Regions from separate parts of the Mus musculus genome. Here region 2 is linked to region 1. A link is a loop called in an ENCODE intact Hi-C map of the cell type or tissue named here. Cell type or tissue: left cerebral cortex. All regions are shown on one strand.

Region 1 (8,000 bases):
CAAAAAAAAAAAAAAAAAAAAGCAACAGCTTCAATGTAGTTGAAGTGGAGCCAAGAGCCAAGCTGGAATGGAAGGTCCCAGAATCCCAGCATCCTGAAGTGTAAATCTTTTCAGGGATGTCTTTCTCTTCTTTCATCCTGCAGTGTATAAAACTTAAAAGCAACATGTAGTTCTGTAAAGACATTCACACAGTATGTGCAGGGTGCACAGATTGATTGGTCAATGAAGATCAATAAAGAAAGACGACTACCTTTCTTCAGGTTAGTTTGATCACATAATCAATCTGTAATGTAACTTTGGATACTTGTCCTCATAAAGGACAGTATATCATAACAAATTATGAGAAATTTGTATCCTATAAGTGTTATCGTGTGCATACAGACATTTTAGCCTCAGCCGGTTCCAGAGCTGTCTCCATATACAGAGACGTAAACTTCACCACATATACTTCACCTATTTTGTTGATTGTGTTAGTTTCCCTTTTCTTCTCTGTCGCCAAGGTCTTCAGGAGGTTTCCCTTTGTCATGTCTGATTTTTATCAACTTGGAAGGAACCCACAGATTTTCTTTTCCTGTGGAGACATAGGCATAACCTCTCCTCAAGCATAACACGTTTCCCATTTTCCACTGCTGTAATAGATCTCTTTGCCATAAGCTAATGGCTGTATCAGCCACACATGGCCTCAATTTTCCTACCTGACCTTCTGGTCCTATACACTTAAGCCATCTGGTACTTTGCTTTTTTGGGTTAAGGTCCCAAGTCTTTGAAATTGGATGTCTATTTCTTTTTTTTTTTTTTTTTTTTTTTTTTTTTGGTTTTTCGAGACAGGGTTTCTCTATAGCCCTGGCTGTCCTGGAACTCACTTTGTAGACCAGGCTGGCTTCGAACTCAGAAATCCACCTGCCTCTGCCTCCTGAGTGCTGGGATTAAAGGCATGCGCCACCACACCCGGCTCAGATGTCTATTTCTTGAAGTGGACAACTTACAGGCCAAGATTTTGGAGAGATACTGGTGACATCTGCTCCAGTGTCAACCATTCCTTCAATCTCAATATTGTTTACTAGCATTATTAGTTTTGGCCTTTGATACTCTATAGTTTGCCAAAATATTCATTTTTGGCTCCCTTTGAGGCTTTTTGAATTGTCTATAGAACTTGTCTCAGCCTTGTCTAGTCTCAGAACTTTCTGTTCTCCTGTGAGGGGCTGCAAACATACAATGAGTCAGCACTCAGGTGATTTCCTATAAACCTTCTACCCACCTTAATTTATAAATGAAGGCTAGAGCCAGTGATTGGGCGGAGAAAGAGGGGAAGGTGGAGCTGAAGGTTTTGGGAGAGAAAGAGGGGGCGGAGACGATGGAGGAGGAGGAAGAAGAAGAAGAAGGAAAGTGGAGCAGAAGCGCCTGGTCTGGAGAAACTGCAAATTCTAAGGGGTCTCTTCTATGGGGAAGATGGTAGTGTAGTGGTAGATCTGCCCAGTCTAGGCACATAGCATGTATTCATACTAATTGAGTTGTGTTTTCATTGCCCAGGCTTTTGTGGATTGGAGATTTATCGCAACAAGGACACATATGGAGGAGAGCAAACAGAGCAAGACTCAGCTGGCAAGTAACATGGGACCTAAGGCTGAGATGTAGGTTAGACAAGCTCAGAATCTGCCCCACAGAGCACTGAGAGCCTATTGATAAAAAACCAGTTTTCTGTGTCTTTTATTCAGGAGCATCTCTAAGGGCTAGAACAGGCAGAAACACCCTATAAAATTACTGTAACAGTAACACATTTTATCAATAGTGTCACAACAACCCTATAAAATTACTGCAATAGTAACACGGTGTAACAATAGTGTCACAACGTCAAAGGGTCGAATATTCTTTAACGTTAGGTCTAAAGGAAATTCCAGTTCTCCAAACTCCAAAAGGGCAGTTCAAACATCCAGATAAGTTCAACCTGGACTGCAGAATTCCTGGGTGTTAGATAAAAGCTAGCATTCCTCAGGAATTTGTAAAGCTGCTTCCCCTAGGCTTCTGGGCAGAAAGGACAGATACATAAATAGCTACCTGTGGTGTTTCTGAGCATTTCAAAGCTCATGCTGCCCTCCAGGCTCCCTCAGTATCACAAGTTATCTGCTACACGTTTCAAAGTCCATGCTAACCTTCTCACCTCACCGCCTCCCATGCCCACCCCACCCGTTTATTCTCCTTACTGTTCTTGCTGTGTGTTCTCTCTGCTTCTCTCTATATATCCTTCATCTCCTGCTGTTCTCCCCTCTCTGATAGCCCTGGCCATGTCCAGTCTAGTTCTTTCTCTCTCTGCTCTGAACTCTCACAGATGCCTCTGTCTGGTCTCTGTCTCTGTCTCTGTCTCAATCTACAATAAAAACCCTTTGGTTAGCCATACCACAGAGAGGTCAAGACGCCAGTTTATACACTTAGGCCATCGGTTTGTGTCACTTTGTAGAAAACAACCCAGGCGGCTACTGTCCTCAGCCAGGCTTCATACAGGGTACAAGTGGAAGTATCAAAGACAGGTCAAAAGCAGTATCAAAGGCACAAGAGGCATGGGTATGAAAGAACTAAGTCAGGATGCTTTCCGGTTTGGGGGCGTAAGCTGTTGTAACCATGAGGTTGCCTATCTTACTATTGAGACAACAAAGACCTCGAGGAACCGAGGCCAGAAAATGGTTTGAGAGATGCTAAGCCTTAGACCTAGCTGTGGGACGCACCAGGGCCAAAGACATCATCTAGTTGGGCAGCACAGCTATGGACAGGCTGCCAAGGAAGCTGACCTCCAAGGGAATCGTGAACCATCAAGTTCACGAACAAAACGCTATAGAATAAAAAAGAAATAGGTCCCTAAACCGCCAAGGTTCTTCAGTGAGCCGGCTACCACAACGCTTAACCTGGGGCCAGGCCGGATTGGGTGCCTCGCTGGTCAAGCGGAGTAAGCGGAGGGTAATTGATGGACGCTGACCCTGGGGGTGGGATGAACCCGGAGTACGCTTCCGGCGGTGCAGGAAGCTGGGGCCGCCGGGCGGAGCCCAGAAGACCAATGGCGGTGGCCCGGCGTCCGCGCGGGGACACCTGGGAACCCGGAAGTGCGCTGGACCGCCATGGGAGTCCGCTGTGTGGCAATCCGCGCCTGCGGGGGAGGTAAGATCGATCCGGGCGTCCCGCGGATGGCCGTTCACGCCTGTGGGGCTGCGGCGGCCGTGGTGGCGCTGCTTTCCGCCGCGATCGCGCTCCAGTGGTCGCCGCTGTACGCAGGTACCGGCCGGGGTCGCTTCTGCCTGGCGCTTGCGCGTTCAGCGCCGGGAAGCCGGTGGGACCGGCCTGCGTGAGGACTAGGCTCCCCCCGCTCCCCCGAGTTATTGGGGGCCTATGCAGGAGATGCGGGCCGTTTCCTGAGCTGGATCGCGTCCACACACTGGCTCGACTTGCCACACCTATAGAAAGGCTTTTGAATAACCCTTTATTTAGAGACTGTTTTTCTCTTGGTAATTGCCTTTCTTTGTGCGCACTGAGGTTTCATTACTAGATTGACTTGCTAAATGTCTGGCAAAGACCTGGTAGAGTTCTGGGCTTTAGACCTTTCAACTGGCTGTGCTGGGCTGGAGAGATGGCTCAGCGGTTAAGAGCACTGAGGTCCTGAGTTCAATTTTCAGCAACCACAGGGTGGCCCACAACCATCAGTAATGGGGTCCGATGCACTCTTCTGGTGTGTGTCTGAGGACAGACAGCTACAGTGTACTTGTATAAATAAAAATAAATAAATCTAAAAAGAAAAGAAAACGGTGCTTAGAGTGAATCTCACTTAATATAAGGACTGCTGTCGCATGCTCCGGCTTAGACTTCACATTAACTTAAAGCCCTTGGGGCACAGAAGCCATGGTTGTCTTCCTCAGCCATGGTTTCTTTACGCCAACAAAATGCAGACAGGCTCGACCTGCTTTTCCAGACTCTGGATAGTCTTGGCGACAAAGTCAATAGTATTTACATTTTAAGTTCTCTCTTAATACTTCAGGGGATAAATCCACCAGGAGTGGCAGTAAGCCAACTAAAACGTGATCCAGTGTAAAGTGTCGGAAAATCTAGTCGATTCTCCTCCAGCCTTTTACTAACCGAGCTCTCTGTCTTGGTACAAAGTGCCTGACTCGTCAGGGTATCCCAACGGCATCCTATTGTGGAACAGATTCATCGTCAAGGACAGAGAGCAACATACTGTTGAGTGACAGCAAAGCAGGAAAATGCTTGTTAGTCTCAGGTGTTATCTTAGCATTCTCTCCCTGTGGGGTGCAGACTTTTGGTTTGCTGTCTGTTGCTATGTTAATCACCCTGACCAAAAGCAACCTGTGGGGAAAAGGTTTATTTCAACTTGTATTTCCAGGTCGCAGCCATCTTTAAGGGAAGTCAGGCAGGAACTGAAGCAGAGACCATGGTGTAGCTCTGTTTCTTCTGTCACCCAATGCCACCTGCTCAGGAGTGGCACTGCTTCCTGTCAGGTCCCACATCAATCAAAATCCAAGACAGCCCCCCACGGACATACCACAGGCTAACTGATCTGTGTTGTCCTCAGCTGAGACTCCCTCTTCCCAGGTGGCTCTTGGTTGTGTCAAGTTAACATAAATACTAACCATAACTAGGGGTGTGTTAACTTAGTGATATTAATTGGGAAGTTTGCCTGTTACAAGAATGTTAGGCCACGGACAAGTTAAAATAAGTAAATATTAAATATTAAACTCCCTAAAATACCCCTTGTCTTAGAACATTCCATCCTTCCACAACTGAAGTGTTCTTGAAGTGTAGGAGTGGTCTGTGGTAGATGCACCTGTTTCAAAGAACTGGGGTGGAGTCAGGTGAGGGCGGCAGTGCTGGTTGGTGGTTTGGACTTTATTTGGCATAACTTCATGACAGGTTTTTTGTTTTTTCTTTTAATTCCTCCCAAATGATTTTAGAGACCATGTGAGAGATTTTTGCTCTTTTGGTTAGTCAGGTGAATCATTGGTTAAAGAACAAGTTATTTGGCCCTCAGCTAGCAGCATTTTGGTAACATGGTGTAGTGGAACACATTGAATTCACATCTTGGTTAGCACTGAGTCAGAAAGTACAGCCAGGAGATAAAGATTGGAGACAGGTCCGAAGGACGCAGCTGCAGTTATTCCCAGAGCAGTCCCCTCCCTGCATACAAGTGGGGAGATTCCACTTGGGGGAGGGGGTTTTCCTGTTCCTAGATCTAATGTGTTTTAGGGGCTGGCACATCCTAGTTTAAGCTGTACTTTTCTAAGCATGCTCAGTTTTAGGGTATCCAAGAAGGAAGGATGCGACACGTTTCTGGGCTCCTTAGTGAAAAGTGAGGGGGTCCAAGCTCAGAGGCTGAAGATGATAGAAGCAAACCCTTCTTGCTGTGCTCATTTTGGGGTCAGAATGGAAACATGGCGAACATAAATATTTCTAGGCATGCTTAATGAATCATTATTTTGGTTGTCCAAGTCATAATGACTTTGTGACCCCGGCTGTCTCTGCAAGTTTCTCCTGATTTTAGCTGAAACAGAAGGAACAACTCTAAAGGTCCAAAGATGGAGGAGTTTGCCCCAAAGGTGCCAGCTTTGCCTAGCAGCTCTGGAACCTGTTTCCTCATCTGTACGTGGGTGGAGTTAGCTGTTAATGAGCAGTATGATCTTAAGCATTCAGCCAGACACATCTGTTTTTCACCCACAAAGACTGAGACAGCATGCTTTTGCCCAGAGTGATAGGAGGAGCTTGCAGGAGAGGAGTTTATAACAGGTGTGGACAGGTCTCAGATGGGTGAGCAGATGCTGAGGGCCGGGGGCCGGGGGAGGTGGAGGGCAGGAGTTTGCTCAGATGCCACTGTTCCTGGGACAGCCACAGACTGTCTTCCACTGCAGATCCAGGGAGATCCAGGAGAGGGCTTGTGCTGTCAGGGCCTCTGGTGAAGACAGGCCAGGCTGGGAATGTAGGTGGCTTGTAAGGTGCTGGGGGGTGGGGGGGATGAGCAGCTCAGTCTGGGTGGGAGGGAGCAGCTAGGACAGAAGGTAGCTAGCCATGACAGGCTCCTGGGACTGAGGCCGGAAGCTTCCTTGACAGGCCTGGTGGGGCCTTTCTCTGCCAGAGGTTCCCTCATGTTTTCGCATTGTGTGGGCTTTGGAGTTGATAAAAAGTGGTTGAGGTGGTGGTTACAATGCCGTCCTTACACTTGGGGCTGTGCATGTGCTTGGCGAGGTCAGGGAGATACTCCAGTCCGTAATGCACGCGCCACATAAGCATGAAGACTTGGATCCTATCTCCAACCCCTATGGAAAGTCAGGCATTGGTGTGATTGCTGTGAGCTCGCAATCCCAGTGCTGGGAGGGGCCACGGGATCCATGGGACTCAGTGCCAGCCAGTCAAGCATAAACAACAAGACCTAGGTCCTGAGAAGAGACCCTGGCTCAAAAAGTAAGGTGGACCTGAGTGATGGCTCAGTCTGTAAAATAACTGCTGATAGGTGTGTGCTGCTGGAAACACAGACGGGAGGGTCCTGGTACTTGTTGTGCATTCAATTTAGCCAAAACAAACAGCCCTGGGCTCAGTGAAGGACCCTGGCTCAAAAAGTGAGGTGGGAGCCGGGCATGGTGGCACACGCTTTTAATCCCAGCACTTGGGAGGCAGAGGCAGGCAGATTTCTGAGTTCGAGGCCAGTCTGGTCTATAGAGTGAGTTCCAGGACAGCCAGGGCTATACAGAGAAACCCTGTCTCGAAGTGAGGTGGGGAGTGACTGAGGAAAATACCCAACATTAACCTGACGCCTCTATACACACACAGGTTCACATGTGCACACTCATTACATCCTTCCATACACACACATGTTCACGTGTGCACACTCATTACATCCCTTCATACACACACAGGTTCACATGTGCACACTCATTACATCCCTCCATACACACACAGGTTCAAATGTGCACATTCATTACATCCTTCCATACACACACATGTTCACATGTGCACACTCATTACATCCCTCCATACACACACAGATTCACATGTGCACACTCCCCTCCTCTACATACACACAAAAGGAAAAATCAAGGTAGGCGACTCCTGAAGAACAGTTCCACAGTTGACCTTTGACCTTCATGTGCACATACCACCCACACCCCAGTGGAATACAGTGGAACACTTTATGGAGTAAAGTCAGGCTGCAAGAGTCTAAAATGACTCTCCTCTAAGGAGCCGAAGGCACTTTGTCCTGAGTGGATGCTTCATTTGGGAAAATAGTGTTTACGTTTTCAGGGGTCCTTAAGTTCTACAGACTGTGTAGATAGTACATACAGACATGTGCTTTATGATTCTAGAGAATATATGCTTTGGGTTCTTTCCCTGCAGCTGAGCTGTTGTAAATACTCAGACAAAGCACACATCCGCAGGAAGCATTTCAAGAAAGGCCAATTAAAATGGAGGTAATTAAACAGAACTCAGCGCAGTGAGTGAGATTGCTCCACAGTGCCCCCTTGAACCTGATTTAGGATGTGCTATGTTAGATGGTTTCCAGTTATTATTTAATTAGTATCTGAGTATGGAAAAGCAGTTGGGGATAGCAGGATGGCTGTCAGGCTTCTGACTGAATGGAAGGTTGCGAACGGGAGCTTGTATTTCCAGGGAAGATTGCATTGAAATGAAAGAGAATGTGTTCAATGATCTATATTTTTAGGTTGATAAACTTTGTGGAAGATGAAGTCGGTTCCCCCCACCCCACCCCCACACATCACAGAAAGCTTGGTAGGGTTGTGTACGCACACACACACATACACACTGTCTGGCACATCACAGAAAGCTTGGTGGGGTTGTGTACGCACGCACGCACGCACGCGCACACACACACACACACACACACACACACACACTCTGCCTGGCACATCACAGAAAGCTTGGTGGGGTTGTGTACGCACACACACACACACACACACACTGCCTGGCACATCACAGAAAGCTTGGTGGACAGTGAG
Region 2 (8,000 bases), 100 kb after region 1:
GAGGAGCTTCAGGGATGTAGGAGGAGCCTGTGCCTGGAGGAACCTGATCTGTCACAGTGGCTATGGCAGTGCCACCCTCCCTGGAATGGAAGAAGAGTAAGGGTCTTTATTTCCTGTGATGGTTTGTATATGCTCCACCCAGGGAGTGACACTAGTACAAGGTGTCGCCCTGTTGAAGTAGCTATGTCACTGTGGGTGTGGGCTTTAAGATCCTAGCTGCCTGGAAGCCAGTATTCTGCTAGCAGACTTCAGATGAAGATGTAGAACTCTTAGCTCCTCCTGCACCATGCCCACCTGGATGCTGCCATGCTCCTGCCTCGATGATAAAATGGACTGAACCGCTGAACCTGTAAGCCAGCCCCAGTTAAATGTTGTCCTTATAAGAGTTGCTTTGGTCATGGTGTCTCTTCACAGAAGTAAAACCCTGACTAAGACATTCCCATAGTATATTCCAACTTTTGGGCTCCACTTGGCTCTCAGGTATAAAATCTTGATGTTCTGTGATTATTAACCCAGTTGAGAACATTGTAACTTGGGAGACACATCTGTCCACCTCTTCTGTCACCTGCCTGACAGTGATTGTTGGCCACTTTCAGCTTAATTTGTTGATTTTCATGAATTATTCACACTTTCTAAACAATCTTTTTTGGGCTAATGAGTCTCTCCCTACTGACTTGCTGGCCTGTCAATCTCTTGATAATGTCATTTGATTGAGTAGCCATTTGTTCATTTATTCGTTTGAGACAGGGTTTCTCTGTGTAGCCCTGGCTGTCCTGGAACTTTCTCTGTAGACCAGGCTGGCCTCAAACCCACAGACTTCTGCCTGCCTCTGCCTCCCCAGTATAGGGAATAAAGGCATACATTACCACCATTGGGCTAGTAGCCATTCTTAATTCTAGTATACTAGAAATATTTTAGTTTTTCCATGATATGTGACTGTCTTCAGACCCACCCAATGGGAAGCTGTAGAAATAGTCTCTACATCACCTGTATGGGTTTATAGTGCATTTCATTTACCTCTTTAACCTAAATGGAATTGATTTTTGAGATCTGTGAAGTAAGGAGCCAAGGTTCTGTTTGGTTGTTTTGAGACAGGGTCTCACTTAGCATCCTTGGATGACCTGGAACCCACTATGTATGTTGGGTTGGCATCAGACTCATAGAGATCCATCAGCCTGTCTCAAGCCTCATGACTGTGCAGATTAAAGACACATGCCAGCACCATGCCCAGCTAGCTACTTTTTCTTGCTATGACAAATGTCTCTTGGAAATACTGTGGGGAGCAAGGGTTGATCCCTTTGCTGTGGTAGGAAAGGCATGGCAGAACTCATGGCCACCGGAGGATATGCCAAGGCTGTTCACACTGTTGGACCAGGGCACTGAGGATGAAGCAAGAGTGGAGCCAATCTACAACCCTGACAGGCCAGCCCAAGTGACCCGCCTTCACCAGTCAGTCCTCACAATACCCTGAAACAGCACCCCTACATGGAGACCAGGCATTCAAACATACCAGCTGTGGTTGAATGATGGTCCACACTCAAACCACAAGATCAACGGCCACTTTCTCCTGTCAGTGTTCCCAGGCCTCCTTGCCACTTACTGGCATGCATCCTTATGTGGCTGATTCAACAGAAGCCAGCTGCTCCAGCATAAAGCAGGGCTGTTCTGGCCTCCAGTTTGCCCCATACTGACGAGTAGCTACACCCTCAAGCCCAGGTATCCTGCTCCCACCTTAACCTTGAGAGTACAGGTTCCCCACCTATGTTCTTCCTTAGATCTCGCCTGCAAGTGACCCTTTTATCTTCCCCATATAATGTGACGGTCACCAGTTAGCTTTAGTAAGTAAAATCTCACTTTGGGTCTAAGAAAGTTTTTTGTTTCCTTTCTTAAAAACTCTTTATTTGTACATATGTGTGAACCTGGGTGAGTTTTTTGTGTACCGTGTGCATGTAGCAGCCCATGGAGGCCAGAAAAGAGAATCCCCTGGATTGGTGATCATGGGTGTTTGTGAGTCACCGTGTGGGTGTTGGGAAGAGAACTGCTGAGCCCTCTCTCCAGCCACCTAGTGCTGTCTTTAATAACCTTTTCTTACTCCAAAAGATTAAGGCCCAAATAGAAAAGGAGAAAATACAAGAAGCAGGGAACCTGCAGATGGAGTGTGGCCACGTGTGAATGTCTTCCTATCTGCTCTCACGCATGCACGCGCACACACACACACACACGCACACGCACACACACACACACACACACACACACACACACACCTTTGCTGTGGTGCAGATTCAGTGTGGTGAGGTAGGGGCCACCTTCACACTGCGCACCCTCTAGAGTCAGGATGCCTAGCTGTGCCTCTGACAGGCCTAAGTCCAGCCCTGCAGCATAGACATCTGCAGGGTGGCTGCCCCTGCAGGGACAGTGGTAGGGACTCGCCCTGCCCTGGGGCCACGTGAGCTTGAATGTGGGTATGTCAGTTCACTGCAGAGATTTGGGAGACAGATTCTGTTCCCAAAGAAACAAAAAAGTCAGAGCTAATTGCTTCTGTCTTATTTTCCTAGTTAAGCATGCAAAAGAGAAATCCGATAAAAGGCTATGTCTAAATAAGTTGAAAATAGCTCTTTCGACAAGTGTAAACTGAGCATGCTAGGTGTTGGGAACACAGTGTTTTCTTGTTTAATTGGAAACCATCCTTTTCTCCCCTAGCTGAATGTCAAAGGGATTCTCTGTGGATTGTCTGCAGATGTTTCAGCCTGTCGGTCCAATGCAACCTTGTAAGACAGTGGCAGACCAAGTGGTGGTCATCTGAGAGTCACCTGCTTCAGAGAAGGTGAACGAATGGAGGACCTCAAAACCCCTCACGTCCCACCCACTGGGGACGGCTGTGATGCTTTAGCTTGGCATAAGGTAGATAATGAATCCCTCTAACTTCCGGATTGAAGGCCCATACAAGAGGCTCAAACACCACTAGTATTAGTCTGCTGAAAATACATCCTAGAAATGATTCCACCAGTGGCCTTTTGGACTGTGATGGTGGTGATGCTGCCCCCTACTGGTAGAGGAAAACACAGTCGGAGCCCTGATCTAAGACTTCCAGGTTCGAGAGGGTTAGGACCCACAGCGGGCTGGGTGCAGAGGCTGCCTGCTAATACCTGAGCCCCGAGGGGAAGACTGCACAGCCCGGTGACCCTAAAGTGACAGTGTTGGTACTTTTAGCTAGTTCCAGACAGGACTTGCTGTTTCCCTCCTACTCACCACTTCAACTCTTAATCTTTCACATTTAATTTATTTGTGTTTGTGTATGTGGGCACACCTCAGTGCCCATGCGGATCGGAGGACAGCTTGTGGGAGGTAGTTTTCTCCTACCACGTGGGGCCTGGGGGTGAAGCTCAGTTTGCCAGCAAGCACCGTTACCTCCCCAGCCATTCTGCTAGCCCACATAGTAAATCTGCACGCTTACTGGATACTCGAGGTTGTAATGATCTGAGCTGTATTAATTTGTTCTGCTGTATGCTCAGCCCCTCCTCACCGGGTTGCTTTGATTCCTGTGTACCATGGACACTTGTTAAAAGTCATTCCATTTCATATGCATAGTACTTAGGAATACATTCGCTGTGCCAATGTGAATTATGTTTCTTTCTGATTTGTTTTTTATTCTGGGCTACTTTTTTTTAAATCTGTAATTTCCCATATTAGATATTTTATTATCAGCTCACATTAATTACACATGCCATGGGCTTTGTGTGACATTTTTATACTTGTATATAAGGCTCTGGTTATATTTTCTCATTACCTACGCTGTCCCCTCATGCTGATTCCCTTCCATTTACCCTCCAAGTCTGCCTCTGTCTGACCATCTGTTCCCCCTTTGGAGTTGAAATGCTCAAAAATCAGCAGCAACATTTTTTGTTAGTCTGAGCCACGGAGCGCTTGAAAGTGTAGCTGTCTTCGTTAGGGTTTCACTGCTGTGAACAGACACCATGAACAAGACAATCGTTTTTCTCTTTATAGCCCTGGCTGTCCTGGAACTCACTCTGTAGACCAGGCTGGCCTCCAACTCAGAAATCCGCCTGCCTCTGCCTCCCAGGTGCTGGGATTAAAGGCTTGTGCCACCACGCCCAGCCATAAGACAACTCTTTTTTTTTTTTTTTAAAGATTTATTTATTTATTATATGTAAGTACACTGTAGCTGTCTTCAGACACTCCAGAAGAGGGCGTCAAAACTTGTTACAGATGGTTGTGAGCCACCACGTGGTTGCTGGGATTTGAACTCCGAACCTTCGGAAGAGCAGTCGGGTGCTCTTACCCACTGAGCCATCTCACCAGCCCAAGACAACTCTTATAAGGACAAGATTTAATTGGGGCTGGCTTATAGGTTCAGAGGTTCAGCCCATTATCATCAAGGTGGGAACATGGCAGCATGCAGGCAGGCATGGTGCAGGAGGAGCTGAGAGTTCTATATCTTCATCTGAAGGCTGCTAGCAGAATACTGACTTCCAGGCAGCTAGGGTAAGGGTGTTAAGCCCACACCCACAGTGACATACCTACTCCAATAGGGCCACATCTATTCCAACAGAGCCACACCTTCTAATAGTGCCACTCCCTGGACCAAGTATATACAAACCATCACAGTAGCATAATTCCATTTACAGGGCTTTCCAATTTTCTAGTTTAGAAAATTACTACACATCTAAAATTTGCCTCAGCCATCCCAAAATACTCCACAAACATGATGCTCCCATCTTTACAGCACCTGGGGACCATCTTCAGTGCATCACAGGCTGCTCAAAAGCCAGCCCTGGCTCATGTGCCTTTGGGTACATTAGATATTGCTGAGTGTTTGGGTAGGATCATGGCTGCCTCCACTACTGTCACAGAAAATGGTTATACGGGTGGCTCAAGGGGGTAAAGGTGCCTGCCACTGAGCCTGAAAACCCAAATTCCACCTCCAAGAAGGTAGGAGAACCAGCTTAAGTTGTCCTCTTCCCTTCCCACAGGACCTGTGGCCTACGTATGCACGTGCACATTCACACACATATAAATAATGCAGAGAAGCAATGAGAGGAGGAGGGGGAGGAGGGAAGAGGTGAGGGAGGAGCACGGGGAGAGGGGAGGGCAGGAAGGGGGAGGAGTAGCAGACAGAGACTTGTACAGGAAACCAGGAACTTGAGTCGTTCAAATATTTTCTTCCCAGGTAGTTTTTGTGATGAGCCATCATGTTACACACGACCATGTAACTGAGTCCTTCAGGTGTGCTTCCCGGCAGCACGGTGACACCACACTGTTCTCCCACACTGCTGGACTTGCCTCCTGTGTCCAGCAGGCTCCTTGACTCAGAACCACCTACTGTGCTGTGGCACTTCCTCAGTGTGACAGTTTGTCATATAGCCTTGGGGGTTGGGGTGGGGAACAGCTCAGGGGTCCCAAGAGGCCAGGCTTTCTCTCTTCAGACCTCCTGGGTTTAGAGGAGTCCAGGAACCCTCCTGAGAGGACTAAGAAACCAATGAGCACACCTGACCTCACCTGTCACCCAGTACACTTGGACAGGCAGTGGCCTAACTTCAGCATGGGGCAGAATGGGCCAGGCAGAAGCATGGTGTCTGCTCATGTCAGCTCTGTCTTTTCTCCTTGCAAGGAAGCCTTTCTTCCTCTCAGAGGGGATCTTACTGAAGCTACGGGAGAGGCTGAAGAGCTGGGTCTGTGTCCACCTCTTTCTTCATGAGAGAATGAGGGTCATCTCTGTACAAAGGGTTATGGGGTTGGGTGAAACACCCTCCCTCCCCCCCCAATGGCTCTGTGTCTCTCCTACCACGTCCACCTTGGTTGTGGTAACTGTAGGGGGTGCAGGGGATGGAAAGCAGGGTCTTATGATTTAAGCAAGCTTTGAGCACAACGCATCACAGCACGACCCTCAGCCTGCTTTTGGATGTTCCACTTCAATCTTCAGTTTGCTGCTCGTGAGCTTGAGCATTTCATCTAAAGGAGGTGGGGGTGTCCCCCCTGGATTAGCTCCTCCAGCAGGCTGTGTCTGGTTAATGAGTGAGTGCTCACTCAGCTGTCTTGGCACAAGGGTATTGTTTCCTGTGTTGGTTCTAGAAGACTGTGCCTCATGATGCAGGCTCCCCTGCACAAAGGCATCACAGAGAAGGATAGCACCTGACTGCAGTCCTGTCCACCCAGATATTCACCAGCCTCGGCCTGCTTCTGCCAGCCTCCGGTTTATCCTCACCTGCAGACAAGCTCCCACTATGTGCTCAGATGGAGAGGTGACATCCACCTCCTGGAAGCAGCAGTCTGGTTCCGGGCAGTTGCTTTCCCTAGTGGCTTTTCTCACTCGCAGTTGCTTCCAGCTACTCTGCCAGACTCTGCCAAGGAGGTGTCCCCTGTTTGGGGCCAGCTGTTGGCAGATGGGTTAGCTATCTGCAAAAATGACAGCTTTGGCTGTAAGACTGGCTACTTATAGAAGCTGTTTGCATAAAGCTTCTATAAAGCGAAAACCTTTACTGGTTTTGCAGCCCAGGCTGGCTTTGAACTTGCAGTACAATAAACTCTAGATTTAAGCTTGTACCAGAATGTCCCGGTCTCCACAGTCTCCGCCCCGCGGGCACAAGAACAACAGGGACACCAAGGCGGGTTCACACAGCAACTTCTTTTACTTCGGGCTTTTTCCTTTACAGCTCTCTTCCCCAGCAGCTTCTTCTAATACCTCTTGCAGCAAGGGCAGCAACAACTTCTACAACAACAACTAGCTTCTACTTAGGGCAGGGGCTAAACAGCAACTCTCCTATACTCACACCGACTTACCTCATCTAGCTCCACCCCACCTCATCCAATCAGAATTCACACACGCTCCAGGCAGGAGCTCAGGTGGGTCACCGATAGGCTGACAGGTCCGGATCATGAGGAACAGTCCAGCCTGGCAGGCAGCCCACGCATGCAGCCTCACTGCGCATGCTCGGGCAAGGCAGTAAACATCTTGGCCCATGTGGCCGTACTGCTTCCCATATCTCTCCCTTTTTGTTTTATTAGTAGCTCTGGGATCAACATCTGTCTTAGGTTGCCCCCATCTGTGCCACATCCTTACCCGTCATGGGAGTGAGGAACTCACTTTCGCCATCCTGTCTTAGGTTGGTATGTGCACGTGAGGGTCTTACCTGTCATTAATTACTGATCCAGCATGTTGAGCCAACATTGGGGGGATGTTCCTGCTTCCAAGGCTGCCATAGCCTGCACTAAGGCTCGTTTATCAGCCCTGTGCCGCCTTCGCATACGTGCCATCCACCAAAGCATTCCTCCACACACAACAGTCAGCAGGAGCGCCCAAAAGGCCATCCCTCCCCAATTTTTTAAGAATCCCACAGTTCCCTGGATGATCTCCAGCCATTGCTTTGCAGTTGCAATCTCCACACGGGTGTTGTTCACGGCAACAATCGATGCTCGCAATTCCTTCATCTTTGTGTCGAGATCATGACTCCAATTTCCTAGCCGCATCGCACCAATTGCACTCGACAGATTTGCAGCTCTGGAAAAATTCTGATACTGACCAGAGGTTACACACATTCCTGCCATATGAGTAATGCAGGAAGCAAATACTAACTGCTCCAAAATATTCATCTGTTCCTGCAACCAATCCACTCTTTGGTTAACCATAAGGATAACAGCTTTCAAATTTGTATTCCAGTGGAGCCGAAGCCCCGATTTCCTCTTTTCAGTCCCCTTGAAGGGAAGATAGCATGGTAACTAGGCAAAAGCAAAATTTGAGCAATTCTATCTCCAGGGGAAATGGCAGACACCACTCTGGGGGAGGAAACCATGATCTTAATTTTGCGAACACCTTGTTACTTTCAAGACACAGAAGTACATAAAGAAAAACCTTTTATTCAAACTTGGCTATATTCTGTTCTATCACCCCATACCACACTGCCTTCTGTTCTCTGCCTGTTCACTAAATGTCTTTTCCATATCTTTTCAATGCTTACTGAAATACAGATTTTATAGACATAAAT

Evidence for each region. A loop is a pair of places that touch in the nucleus more often than their neighbours do. Peaks named below come from ENCODE experiments on the same cell type or tissue, not always from the same donor. Only the 100,000 strongest peaks of a DNase experiment are listed, where the experiment ranks them.
Region 2: it touches region 1 in a loop (2.1-fold over the local background); 16 of 42 quality-filtered maps call a loop at or near these places.

What each region holds. Positions count from the first base shown.
Region 1 is chr8:11,494,480-11,502,479 of GRCm38, forward strand. It overlaps Naxd (NAD(P)HX dehydratase), which reads left to right and starts at 3,027. Exons shown (of 10, transcript NM_001190357.1): 1 at 3,027-3,147. The coding sequence starts at 3,108. In left cerebral cortex, a CTCF peak has its summit at 3,045; a DNase peak (open chromatin) is centred at 3,052; H3K4me3 peaks cover 1,580 bases; H3K27ac peaks cover 1,012 bases.
Region 2 is chr8:11,599,138-11,607,137 of GRCm38, forward strand. No RefSeq gene overlaps it. Among named protein-coding and RNA genes, the nearest start is that of Mir7238, 33 kb to the right of the region's middle. In left cerebral cortex, a CTCF peak has its summit at 3,055 (motif pointing left); DNase peaks (open chromatin) are centred at 3,057 and 3,884.